3 separate regions of the Homo sapiens genome follow, and regions 1 and 2 are each linked to region 3. The links are chromatin contacts, found by Hi-C or POLR2A ChIA-PET in ENCODE. All regions are on one chromosome and are shown on one strand. The core of a region is the stretch at or near the end of the contact, and the rest is flanking DNA. Distances in the headings are between cores, read along the strand shown.

What was found. Hi-C counts contacts between places; a loop is a spot of excess contacts on that map. ChIA-PET counts read pairs that join two places held with the same protein, here RNA polymerase II (POLR2A). Pooled maps may share reads with other maps.
Region 1: a loop to region 3 is called in a map of natural killer cell, with 23 times the contacts of the local background. The contact joins the promoter of NR1D2 here to the promoter of STT3B in region 3. A Hi-C loop is called at or near these places in 2 of 168 maps with a recorded cell type or tissue (naive thymus-derived CD4-positive, alpha-beta T cell and natural killer cell) and 5 of 50 pooled maps. POLR2A ChIA-PET finds 5 or more read pairs at or near these places in 1 of 52 experiments (activated CD4-positive, alpha-beta T cell).
Region 2: a loop to region 3 is called in a map of naive thymus-derived CD4-positive, alpha-beta T cell, with 8 times the contacts of the local background. The contact joins the promoter of RPL15 here to the promoter of STT3B in region 3. A Hi-C loop is called at or near these places in 1 of 168 maps with a recorded cell type or tissue (naive thymus-derived CD4-positive, alpha-beta T cell) and 5 of 50 pooled maps. POLR2A ChIA-PET finds 5 or more read pairs at or near these places in 1 of 52 experiments (CD4-positive, alpha-beta memory T cell).

Annotation. Positions count from the first base shown.
Region 1 is chr3:23,943,995-23,948,222 of GRCh38, reverse strand. It overlaps NR1D2 (nuclear receptor subfamily 1 group D member 2), which reads right to left and starts at 2,937. Exons shown (of 8, transcript NM_005126.5): 1 at 2,629-2,937. The coding sequence starts at 2,644. It overlaps LOC124909354 (a long non-coding RNA gene), which reads left to right and starts at 3,043. Exons shown (of 2, transcript XR_007095845.1): 1 at 3,043-4,228. It also overlaps a transcript of NKIRAS1 not described here. RefSeq lists silencers at 1,846-2,387, 1,884-3,073.
Region 2 is chr3:23,914,275-23,918,382 of GRCh38, reverse strand. RPL15 (ribosomal protein L15) reads right to left here and starts at 1,251. Exons shown (of 4, transcript NM_002948.5): 1 at 1,210-1,251; 2 at 352-533. The coding sequence starts at 523. It overlaps NKIRAS1 (NFKB inhibitor interacting Ras like 1), which reads left to right and starts at 1,393. Exons shown (of 5, transcript NM_020345.4): 1 at 1,393-1,599. RefSeq lists enhancers at 510-609, 539-1,738, 990-1,789.
Region 3 is chr3:31,530,326-31,534,932 of GRCh38, reverse strand. STT3B (STT3 oligosaccharyltransferase complex catalytic subunit B) reads right to left here and starts at 2,008. Exons shown (of 16, transcript NM_178862.3): 1 at 1,621-2,008. The coding sequence starts at 1,934. RefSeq lists enhancers at 1,276-1,335, 2,186-2,325 and silencers at 1,496-1,645, 1,726-1,855, 1,886-2,115, 2,426-2,685.

The sequences.
Region 1 (4,228 bases), core at 1,688-4,187, 7.6 Mb after region 3:
AAACTAGAGGGAAGGGTAGAGGTGTGCCACACAGCGCTGAATCTGGCCCCACCTTGGTCAATGTTTACAAAAATTCGAAAGTTAAAAGGCTTTTTTTTTTTTTTGAGATGGGAGTCTCGCTCTTGTCGCCCAGGCTGGAGTGCAGTAGCGCGATGTCGGCTCACTGCAATCTTCACCTCCCAGGTTCAAGCTATTCTGCTGCTCAGCCTCATAAGTAGCTGGGATTACAGGAGCCCACCACCACGCCCGGCTAATTTTTGTCCTTTTAGTAGAGACGGGGTTTCACCATGTTGGCCAGGCTGGTCTCGAACTCCTTACCTCAGGGGATCCGCCCGGCTCAGCCTCCCAAAGTGCTGGGATTACAGGCGTGAGCCACTGTGCCCGGCCAGTTTAAGGCAATTCTTATTAGACCTCCTGCTTACTGATAGATAGCAGAAACTGTAAACATGGTGGGTAACAGCTTGTAACAGCTTTGAACTTAAGGCCAAATGAACGAGAGAAATTTTAAGAATGGTCATTGTAAATTCCTACACTTCAAGTCATGCAATTATCTGCACAATGAATGAAATCTAACTTCATAATAGTTCACGTGAAAGGTCCTAGTTGACTGCAAGGTTACTGTGAGTCAGCAAAGCAACATGCCAAAAATACTAAGCCTGCCAGGGAATTCATTTGCAACAGGATTCAAGACAAAGAGGGCAACTTGGAACTTGATAATCATCCAACCACTTCCACAAGAGCCTGTTCACTTCTGGGTGCTCCATCCCAAACGGCAACAAGGATGATGAGTGATCAGAAAAAACAATGCTGGGCAAGGACAAAGAGATGAGAACTGTAAATGGAAGAACTGAAGGGGGAAGGGGATGGTCAACATTCATCCGGAGGAATTTTTATAATGTGCCTTGCTCCACGAGGCAAGATTTAGATCAGCGAAGTATTGGAAGAGGGCTCAAACCAGAGAAAAACTTCCTAATTGAGCCAGCCCTTATGAGGTTACTAAAGCTATTAGAATTCATGCTAAAGGGTGGGTTAGAAGAGGTTCACCCTGATCACCTCTGAATTCTAACATGTAGAAGTTTAATTCTATGATAAACTCATAAAATTTTAAAAATACCCTCAAAGGCTAAGTAGGCCGATTAGGTAATCAAAACACAATTAGATCCAGATTTTTGTGAGACAACAGGTTAAAAAAAATAAGTAAATTCTAAAAATACGTAAATAAAATTAGAAAGTGACTTTATTTTTACTTTTGGTGAAAAGTTCACAATACATTTGTTATCGAGGCAAGATTCTTAGAGGCGCATTGCAACTCAAAAAATAAAACAAAAGCTGGCTGTTTCCATAACCTCACTCACTTCAGATCTACCTCATCATTTGGGGCAGACAAAAGGAGGGAAGGGCACCCTGTTGTTCCGTTGCAATGTAACAAAATGTGACAAGAAAAATATTTATAAAGCCAAATTCTCTTGATCAGATTCAGGAAAAGTCAGCGACCCACAGGTTAATTTTTTTTTAATTTAAATGAAGAATGTCCAGTCTTACATATGGTGTTGGAGTCACCTATGATCACCTGAGTCATCCTGACCATACGTGAGCTGCACGCTCAGCTGCGGGTGTGACCCGTTTACTGGAAAACTCCAGCCCGAAGGGATCTGGAAGCAGTTTTTAAGACTGTGTGTGTATGAGACAGGTCGCGTCCTAGAGCAAACGGTTTTTTTTGTAAACAGACGGCATCCTAACAGGGGCGGTGCTACCCAGTCTGCGGGGAGTCGCTCGGGATCGAAGCACCTCAGAGCTCCTTCGAGCGTATCCCTTCGGGAAAGCCCCACGCCTTCCCCGAGGCGCCTCCTCCGGCCTGCAGCACGCCCTCGTCCTGCACTTCCTCCTCGGAATCTGCAAGGTATGCAGCTACCAGCCTCCCCAGGCGCCGGTTCGTTTGGTTTGCGCGGGGTCCGCGCCTTGGGGTCACCTCGCGAAAAGAGCGTGCGGCGTCCGGTGCACTGCGGTGTCAGCGCCCGCTTCGGGGACGCCCCGCCGCGGGGGCTCAGCGGGCGCGCACGCGCGGCCTCCTCCGCAGTGTGCAACCCCGCGGGGGAGGAGGGAATCGCGGCGACGTCACTGCCCCGAGGCTTCCAAAGGGGCGGAGCCTCCCGGGAGGCTGCGGCGCTCCCAGCCAGCGCGCGCGCGCGCGCCCCCGCCCCCACGTGTCCCTGCGGCCCCGGGGAATGTGGGTCAGGGAGCCGAGCGGCCTCACGTGTCCCCGCCCGCCGCCGCCGCCTCAGCGCCCATTATGTAATGCCGCGTCACGCGCCCGCCCAGCCAACCGGCGCCCGCGCGCCGCCGAACGTAAACACAGCGCGCACGTGGCTCGCGCGGCCGGGCCATGTGAGGGGGGGGCCGGGCCGGGCGCCGGCAGGCCGCGCTGCGGCTTTGCAGGGAGACAAGAGGGCGGGCGCCGGGCGGCCCGGGGGGCGATGGGAACCGAGCCAGAGGCGGACACGCGGCGCGCAGCAGCCCACCCCGCCCCACCGGCCATGGGGACACCCCCTGCCGCCGCCCCCCAAAGTGCCCCGCGGGCTCTGAGCGCTCCCTCCGGCCATCCCCCACCCGCCGCAGTCCGGTTCTTACCTGCATTCACCTCCATGGTGCCCTCGCGGAGGCGGCCGGGGCCGCCCGCTTCCCGCAGAGGGGGCAGCGCCGCCGCCGCCGCCTCAGCGCCGCGCCGCCCCGGGCTGGAAGCAGCGGTGGTCGCGGGGCCCCCTCATGGGCAGAGCGGGCGGGGCTCCCGGGCCCCAGGCCGTGCAGCGCACAGCAGGCTGCAGCGAGAGAGGGTGGCGGCGGCCGGCGAGCGGCGCTCCTCGCTGGGTCCCTGACAACAAAAGCGGCGGCGCGGCGGCTTCCTGCAGCCAGCGCACCGCGGCGGCGAGGGCGGCTGACGGGGAGGGCAGCCGCGACCATGTGACCCGCGCACACACCCCCTCCCTCCGCCCGCCCTCGGCCGGCCGCTGCGGCGACCTCCGCCCCGCCGCTCCCCTCCCTCCCGCCCGCTTCCCGGCTCCCCGGCTACCCTTTTCTCCTGCGCTTCCCCCTTCTCCCCTTCCTTCTCCTTGCCGAGCCCCTCCTCTTCCTTCGTTTTTCCCCTCCGTGCCGTAAACCTCTTCTCCGTTTCCCTCCGCCGCATATTCCTCCCCTCCTCCTCCTCTTTCCTCTCCTCCCGGCTGCCTTTCCCGCCTCTGGCCGGGAGTCCTCTCCACGCCCTGCCCCCCAACCTGGTGGCTCTTAGGTCAAAGCGGTGGCTTGGCGCCGAGCAAGGGTGATTCTCAGGACCCCGGCTGGGCCGGCTGGTTCGGGCTTGCTCAACCCTTGCGCCCCCCACCCCCACCCCCCGCTCCCACCCGACCGACCTCCAAACGCTGGTCTCTGAGGGCACAGACCCTTCCCTTTCCCTCTGCACCCTCTAGGTGATTTTATCCAATCTCATAGCTTAAGTAGACCTATGTTCTTGTGATTCCCAGATTTATATTTCAAGCCAAGACCTCTCTTCTAATCTCCAGATTCCTACATCCAGCAGCCCGTTTGATTATGCCGCTTTTTTGCATCTCAGATTTTAGACGGGTGTACGCGTGTGTCCGAACTCAGCTAATGTGCAGTCAAGATCTGGGCGTTTCACCTTGAATGTAAATTTTAGATCAAAAGAAAAAAGCTAGACATAAATTGTATGCGTGCTGAGGTGAATTCTGAGGAAAGTGCATTGATGCCCGCAATTTAAACGCATTACTGAAGTAAGATGGGCTGATAGAGGCATGAATAGATGATATGGTAAGATGTTAAACTTAGGCGATGGGGATATGGGTGTTGCTTGTAAAACTCTTTCCAGTTTGCTCTGAAATTCTTCACTATAGAAGGTGGGGAAAATGTCACGTGGAAGACATATTTACATGTGCAACACCCTATTTCCCCACCCCCCAGGTTTCTTCACCATATCAATATTTACTGTTTTGGTAAATCTGCAAGTTCCTGAAGCCAGCAAAATTATGTTTCTCTCCTAACACTCTCACAGCCTTTTATTCTCCATTCAATCCATTAGCAAGTCTGAGCTATTCTACCTTCAAAATATGTTCAATCCCTGTTTCTCACCGTTGGTATTGCTAGAGCAAACCATTATCTCTTGCCTCAGCTACTGCTCTGGTTCCCTAACTAGGAGAGTGCTTCTTGGGTCCTCCTACAG
Region 2 (4,108 bases), core at 2-2,501, 7.6 Mb after region 3:
TCAATGGCTTGTCACTAATACTCCACCAAAAATACTTCAACAGTAAGTTAATGCTATCTAATAGAAAAAAATAAAACACATCCCAGTCTTTTTCAATGCACCTTAGGCTACTCACACAGGGAGGCACACTGTTTATTTTGCTTTAGTCTGAACTCATTCAGATTTGTAACCTTTGACACACTTGCCACTTTAGACAACAGTGCATACAGTAACTGACCAGTGTTGCTAGCTTTTTTCTGCCAAAGCCCTATGCGAAGAAAGACACTGAGGCAGCAGTGTCTTCCTAACAGCTGGTTTCCAACTTTTCTCGAATATAATTTTATCCAAGCATCCACGCAGTCGATCACGTACCTTGCTTGGCCTTGTAGCCCAGTCGGCGCGCTTTATCAGGCCGGGTGGGGCGGGGAGCCCTGTGGAGAGCAGAGAGCTGGCGGTACTGCCAGCAGCGGACCCTCAGAAGAAAGCGCATGACATCAGACTGCTTCTTTCTCCATAGCTCCTGGATGTACTTGTATGCACCCATCTTGGCTTACCTGTGAAATCAAACTGTGTATTAAATATCATCCGCTTTAAGTACAATAAGACGACTGTATCCGTCCATCTTAGTTCCCCAACAAAAACAAGGAAACCGCCGGGAATGAAAATGGCTCTGCACCAACTGCCGGGGACAGCTAGCCCAACCCCCACCACTGCGCCCACGGAGCCGCGTTCAGTCACTTCCGCAACCCCAGCACAGAGCGGTGCTCGGCACGTTTTGGTGGGGCGAATTAACAGAACCAGAACTGAGCACCAAGGGGGCGGGTGGCTGCGGCAGGCGGCGTCCCCAAGGAGGACCTGAAAGGAGATGCCGCTGACATCACAGGACAAGGTACTGCTGCGGCCACCGAGGATTAACTCTCGAGGAAAATGCATCTACCCCACCCAACCAGCAGCCTCACTTTAGGCTGCCTTGTCCCGGGCGCCCCATTCGTCAGCCCCACGCCTCCTCCAGGATCCGGGCCCAGCTCGAATTCGCGCCGCCATCACATCTTCGCTCAACCCGCCCCGGGGGCCGCCTCTCCACCCCTTTGCTGTCCCGCATCCTGACCAAACTCTGGCCGCACAGGAGGGAGACCTATCTCCGAGGACGCAGGGTCCCCGGACCTGGATGGCTGAAGAGGAAGACGATCAAAGGCGGATGGAAGAGCAAAGATCCTCAACGCAGCCTACCTGATGGCTGCCGCCAGACGGAAAGGAAAGAGCTGTACTCCCACAATGCCTTTTGGGCTCCTCCCCCACCTCAGCCACCCTCTTTCCGGTGGAAAGCTGCGGCCTCCCAGAGCGTCATGGGACATGTAGTTCCGGCATCGCGCCTGGTGGCGGAGTTCTGCCGAGTGGGGCGCCGCGGCCGCTATTGTCCCGCCCCCTGCTCCGCAAGATTCGAGCCTGAGCGGCCTGGGCGTCTCGAGAGGTGAGAGAGTTGGCGGCGAGGTCTCGGCGGCTAAGCGAGCGTCGGCGACTGTCTCTCCGCGAGAGGAGGCAAGTTGGGGTCCAGGCTCCAAAGCCGGTGGCCGCGTACCGCGGTGGAGCCGCTGTCTTTGAGGTCTGAGGAGAGAACAGGTTTGTTTCACGCACCGCGGGCTCTCCCCCTGCGGAGTCTCTGCGTCTCCGCGTCTCCGCGCTGCGCTGTCCCTCTCTGGCCACCGCACGACGGGCGCAGAAATCTGGGCCCCAGAGCTGCGCTGAGAGATCCCCCGACGCTTCCCCAGCCTCCCAGGGAGGCCTTCGCGGAGTCGGGGCGTCGCGGGTCGGGGCGCTCGCTGTGTCCCTTCAGCTCCAGACTGCGTGAAGCTCCTCCAGCAGGCCCCAGCGCCCAGGGATTTTGTCCTAAAAAAGGGTCATGGAGTGGGTGGATTGCGGGCGGCCCGGCGCTTTTTCTGCATACGGATTTCGTCCCAAATTTGCTAACATGAGAACCACAGTTTTTCAGAAGAGCAGAATGTTTATTTGCCAAGACCTGTTTGGCAGGTGTGAATGTTTTAGAGAAGAAATGCCGAGAAAATGCTGGCATTTTGCGTTGCGGGTTTTTTTTTAAATTGAGAAATAGGTTACTGGCTTACTTTGTTTCTCCAGAATATTTTCACTTGGCTTTAATTTAAGTCATGTGGCTTTAATTTCCTTCCAGATTATGCGTTCAGATGTGGCAAAGGCTTAAGAGAATCATTATCTCTTAATCGTAGCGGTTTTGATTATCTTTTTTCCCACATCATATTTTTCTTTCTTTCTTTTTAAATCACAGCTTTACGTTTTTAAGAGTCTCTATCTGGTTCATTGATTGATTCAACAAATATTTATTAAGTGTCTAATATGTGCCAGGCATAGTTGCTGGGGATGCAGCAGGAAACAACGCAGAATTTTTGGCCTTCTTGGAAATGGGCAGTAAGCAGAAGTAAGCTGTGTTTTGGGTTTGGTGGTAAATGCTAAGGAAAAAAGATAAGGGGAGGGAAGTGATGAGGGAGTGTTAGCGGCTGAGGGTTGCAATTTGGAATGGAGTGTCCAGGTTAAGTCTTTGAGAGAAGGTAACATTTAAGAAAGGACTTCAAGGATAGGAGTCTGGGAGTAAGAGTAGGGGTCTGATTCAGGCAGAGGGAGAAGAGCCATGACTGGAGCATGCAAGATTAATAGAGGAACAGCAGGGAAGCAGTGTGGCTGAAATTCACAGTAGGGGAAAGTGGGAAATGACGTCGGAGAGGTGAAGGTTCTCACATGGACTTTGGATTTCATTGGCAGATTTTGAACAGAAGGATGACTTCATATGGCGTACATTTTAAAAAGATAACTCGGATTGCTCCTTTTGAGGCTAAAAGGAGAGAAAAAATGGAAGCAGAGAGACTGCTTAGGAAATTGTGTTAGTCTTCCATTGCTCCTGTAACAAATTTCAGCAACTTTGTTGGTTAATAATACAAATTTACCGTCTTTTAGTTTGTACATCAGACTAGGTCTGTAAATCTGTAAATATCACCAAGCTAAAACCAAAGTCAGTAGGGCTGTGTTCCTTCTGGAGGTACTAGGGGAGAGTACATTTATTTCCTTGGCTTTTCCACCTTATGAAGCCTGCCTGAATTCCTTGGCTCCTGACTGCTTCCTTCATCTTCACAGCCAGCAAAGGAGCATCTTCCAATTACACCTTCTGTCCTCTCCAGCACTCCTGTGTGTCTCTTATAAAGACACTTGTGATTACACTGGGCCCACCTAGATAATTCAGGATAATATCTTCGTATGGAAGTTCTTAATTTAATCACCCCCGCAAAATTCTTGTATGAGTATGTAAAGTAAACATATTCACAGGTTTGGGGGATTACGATATCTTTGAGAGACCAGGTGAGAGAACATGGTGCCTCACCCAGACCACTTCAGTAGTGATGAAAATGGTAAGTAGTGCAGCCCTGTATGTATTTCAAAGGTGAGGATGACTAAAAAGTTGAATGTGCTACTGTAGGTACGCTGCCTATGGGCGTAGTCCTGCTCCTAAAGGAGCAGTAAAAATAAAATTTAAAAAGTTGGATGAATCATTTGGAAAAACAATTCTAGTAGTGTGAATAATCACTGCTAATTTATCAATCACATTTGCAGTTTTGTTTCTCAATTTGTAGTTTCTCAGTTAACAGTTTTACAAGATTTGGATTTGTGTTTCCAGTTGATTTTGAGATTCCTGAGGACAAGGGATGATTTCTGTTTTTGCCCCCTAGTTTGTCCCTGATGGCTGGCATGATGGCAGGCCCTCAGTAAATGTTTGGTAAATGAATAAAAGAATGGTAAGCTAGAATCTGCTTTATTACATTTTATTTTGTGCAATACTGTGTGCAAAACCTGTTGAATATATTTTTATGTATGTAAATATATTCATATATGGATAAGTGAAAGTATTCCACACTATACATAATGTTGACATAAGTAAATACACAGTGTAGGTGGTTTCCCCACATGACAGTATTTTTAGAGATTTATAACATCTCTCCTATGATGTTAACAGTGTTTTGGTATTGTTTTTCTGGTTGCGTCAGAAAGTTGTGTTTTACTTATAAAAATAGAATGGCCCACTTACATAGAAGAACAGAAGCAATAACGG
Region 3 (4,607 bases), core at 759-3,258:
AGACCACCTAATAATATTGTGTCAATAAGCCTTCACAGGTATTCTTAGGCTCATAAATAGTCTACACTAACATATTTTCTTCTGTGATTGCACGTTAACAAAAAGGTTATTTTTTAAAAAAACTAGTGTTAGAAAACAAAATCAAAACTTCTAAAATGGAATGAAAACATTTCATGGAAGACTGTCACAGTAATTAACTGATCTAAATTGAATTGTCCATGAGTGGGCCCCTCTGGTGTTCAATAGATGTTGCAGTACCAATTTTTCTCTCCATAATGCAGAACTTAAATCTGGTATATTACTATACAGGTAAGTTACTGCCCCCCTCCACCCGAACACTTATTATCTATATAGTTAGTAACTCTCAAAAAAGACTCTCTCTCTTTGAATCTCAAATGATGAAACAAATATCCTGAAATTTAATTAGGTCTAACTGTGAGGAAGTAAGATTAACTCAAGGTTGACAGGTCAATAAGATAACACTAGTTTAAAAGGCATACTCTCAGAGGGGAAAATCCTAACTCAGGGGGAAAAATCCTAACTCGGGTTGGGCAAGTTGCGAAAAAAAAGTTAAAGCAATCTTTCCATCTAGATAATTCACAGACCAATGTAGTGTCTAAGTTAGCTAGTGTTGTTAAGAGTGGGGTAATTTCCTAAAACATTCAGGTCAGTCCCTTACACCATGTGCAACTTCGGTATTACAATCTAGGACTCCCATCACCGTGGTACTGTTTGCTCTTATCCACAAACCTTCCTGCAGACCAATAAAGGAACTAATGCAATGCTTTCAGATACTGTGCATAACACACTAAGGGTGACAGTGGCTAACAGGGTAAGGATCTTGTTCTAAAAAGCAACCCAAGACGATAGTGAAACAGTAAGGTGCTGAGTGCACTTAAGAGCTCTGAAAAAAAGCCACTCTTTAAAATACCTAATGATAAATAAATAAGAGTAGCTAGCTTTCAGATCACTTTCAGGGGTATTATTTCCTTCCCTCCAACACGCCATTCACTCTCCTTTTCCCTTCTCGTATCATGAGAGCATAAAAAGAAACAGTAAAAGCGTAAAACTGCAAGGGTGAGCAGCCGGGGTTCCGGCACATCTGGACCCACCTCCAGCGGCAACAGGGCAGCCCCCCTGGCCGATTCCGTCTGAACTAGCAAAAACGCGCCCGCAAATATGAAAGAACGCGAAAGCAGCGGGCGAGGAGGGCGGGGAATCGACCGACAGTCCGCGGAGGAGCTACCTGCCGCCTCCTGGCGTGGCGGGTCCGGACTCAGCGACCAAAGCGGGCTGCGAGGGACTGCACCCACACTCCCGGCGGCTGCACCCACACTCCCGGCGGCTGCATCCACACTCCTGGCAGTCTTCACACTAGCCCGGCCGAGAATCAAGGTTTCGCTCCTGGACCCCGACGCCCCGCCTCAGGCTGCACGGGGCAAACTTCGCCCACGGGCAGGGGGCGCGCCCGGAGCTCCGGGATCCGCGCCGGCCTCAGCCAGGACGCGAGCGGGGCTCCGCGGCGGCGCGGGGCCAAGTCGAGGAGAGCTGCGGCGGGCGGAGGAGCGGGTCCCGGTTCCCCGCGGGCCACGGGCGGGGGAGGGGCGGCGAGGCACTTACCACGGGTCGAACTCGTGGATGATGCTTTCGAAGCGGATGACGGCGAAGAGGCGCGAGCTGAAGCCGGCAAGCCAGGCCAGGAAGAGGATGGTGAAGGAGAGAAGCGACTGCCACCCAGCCGGCTGCGACAGCCCCCCGGACAGCCCCGCCGGGGCCGGCTTCGGCGGCGCCGCGCCGCCCGCCGCCTTGTGCGCGCACTGGGCCCCGGGCCCGTGGTGGCCGTGCCGGCTGTTTCCCAGGGCCATGAGGCCACTCCACGGGGACGAGTTGAGGGACGACTTGTGCTTGCTCTCCGGGGCCGAGGGCTCCGCCATGTTGTGCCCCGGCGGCGGGTCTAGCTCTCCTCCTCCGCCGCCGCCGCCTGGTGCGAGGGGTGCTGGGCGGGGACCCGGAGGAGGAGGAGGAGGAGGAAGAAAAAGGAGGAGGGAAGAGCTCTGCGCGCTCCCGCCCTCAGCGCCGCGAGGCCGGCGGACTGGGGGTGGAGGAAGCGGCGGCGGGGAGTCTCCGCCTCAGCAGCGGCCGCAATCGCCGCTCTCTCAACCCAGATGGCCCCGGCGCCCCACTAGCCATCCGTATCCCCAGTGCAGCTGCGGCGGCGGCGGCGAAAGCCGACGGGACGAGGGCGCCAGGAAAGAAGCAGCAGACGGAGGCGGCACCACGGCTCTGAGAAGCAATGACATTCCCTCTCTAGCCCGCCGCCCGCCCAGCCGAAAGGAGCAGGGGGAGGAGCCCCCTGGAGTCCGGGCGGAGCTCAAGCAACCTCTGACTCCGCCTCCGGCCCGACAGGAACTGGCCCCTCCGCCTGTCACAAAGCGACAGGTCCGTTAGGGGGCGGGCCCAGAACCGCTGCGCCCACCAATAGGGGCGCGAGCTGGGGCGGAGCTTGACCCAACCGTCTCCCCCTCCCCCCCACCATCCCGGCCTCGCGCCGATTCGCCCGGAGTGGCCGAGCTGCGCGGCTACGGCTTCATTGTCAGTTGAAAGACGCGGTTTCGCGCGCCTGTGCGGTCGGCGAGAAAGGGTACTAGGCGGCTCCGCTAGGTTCATGGAGCTGAGCTGGGCCGAGGGGCGGGAACTGCGGAGCGGCCTCGGTCAAACTCGTCTTAAAGGACGCGGAAAGCGCCGCACCGACCAGCAGGACGCTCGCGGGCTCTCCGCGGTCGTGACTTTTAACCCGCTTTGCGCGGAGCCCTCACCACGTGACGGCCGCGCAGGCGCATTATCCTAGCCCTCGGCGCGTGGGTCGGGCCGAGGGGTTCAGCAGCCCGTGGCGCTCCTCGGCTGGCGCTGCGAGTGAGCCCGCGGCGGCAGTGACACAGCCTACCTTGCTCATTGCCCTTCACGTCCCGCCTCCGGCTTCTGCGGCCGCGGGAATCCGAGAATGTGAGCAAAGACAAGTTTTCCGACACCGAAAACTCGTTGGAACCGGCAAGCGCGCCCCTAGCTCCGGCAGGCAAAATGCGACCTTCTCTCGCCCTTTTTCGTTTGTACTCCGAATTGCGAAAGTACTGTATGTTCACTGGAAATATGGGAAAATGCAGAAATACATTAACGGCTGCATACATTCCGTCGAGTGAGTGAAACTAACTTACCCTGGACGTTAAGCTGTTTCCAGTTCTCACTTTACTAAATAATAATAGAACGAAGGTTCTTGTGCACGTCTACCTTGTATTTTTATAATTCCTTTCCTTTCCCCACTTCCCTCCTTGTCCGCTAAAATAAAGTGCTACCAGATAAACTCAGGGCAAAATGAGCTTAAACTAAGTGAGGTAGTGGGGAGACTCGAATTGCTCTTATATAAACCCCATAGAAAGTACGGAGCTTTCGGCGTAATCGGTGCTCAGTAAATACTTGTTCATGTCAATTCACAGCTAATTGTACATTTTATTAGGTAAGTAACATCTGGATATTAAAGGGCATATTAATGTAAAACTATAAAGGCCCTGAATTATTTTCTTAGGTGATTTAAATTTTTCTCTTTAACTACAAATTGTGTTTCAATATTAATAGAAGTCTTAAAATATTAGATAAATGAACCCTAGTTATTTTGAGGTAGCTCCTTGAAAGTAAGGCAACTCCAGCTACCCTTTTAACCTGCTAAGTGGTTACGTTTTGTCTTGTTTCCTTAAAAAAACCATAAATAGTCTTATTAAGGAAATAATGAAAAGGTTTCCAGAAATAGACTTTCTCACCAACAGTTTAATAGCCGACATTTATTGAACGTACACATTTTAATGAGAATTAGGATAAAATATTAACTGCCTCTGTTATACAGAGAAAGATGACATGCTTTTCCTCATAGCCCAAACGGTACATGCTGAAATGACAGCAGAGGATTTTTGTCTGTGTTCCCTGAACCAAAGTTTTATCAGTCTAAAATAAAATTTGTGTTTTTATTTTAATTTGTTTGGATATTTCTATTTTATTGTCTTTGTGTATCTATTCCCTAGTAAGTTCTACGTTATCTTCTTTTGCTTCCTGTTTTGGCTGTTTAATGGCCATAGGCCTGATCTGAAAAGTGACAAAGTGAAATAGTCCCAAATTGTTGCTTACTAGTCATGTAGCATTGGACAAGTCACCTGCATGGGTTGCCCTTTCTGCTCTTAAAGTCAGTTGTTAATATTAAAAAAGCTTATCTGAAAGCATTTTAGGAAATTGTTAAGGAACGTGCAAATACAGGGTAGTGGTAAAGGTGAAAAGCCCTACGAAAACCCCTTGATTTTTGACCTTCATTTATTCACTCATTCATTCAGCAAGTATATATTGAACTCCTTTATGCCGACCACTGTGAGTGAACTGGGATGCATGGGGATTCAGCTAGGAACAGGAAAGACAGGGCTCCTACTCTCAGAGAGTTCACCAGCCAGCCCTAGGAAGGGAGGTATTAACCAAATCATCAGATGGTTCAGGACCAAAATGCAGGGTGACAAACACTGTGGAGGACAGGCACATGGGGAATTTGATCTACACCAGAAGGATGAGAAACA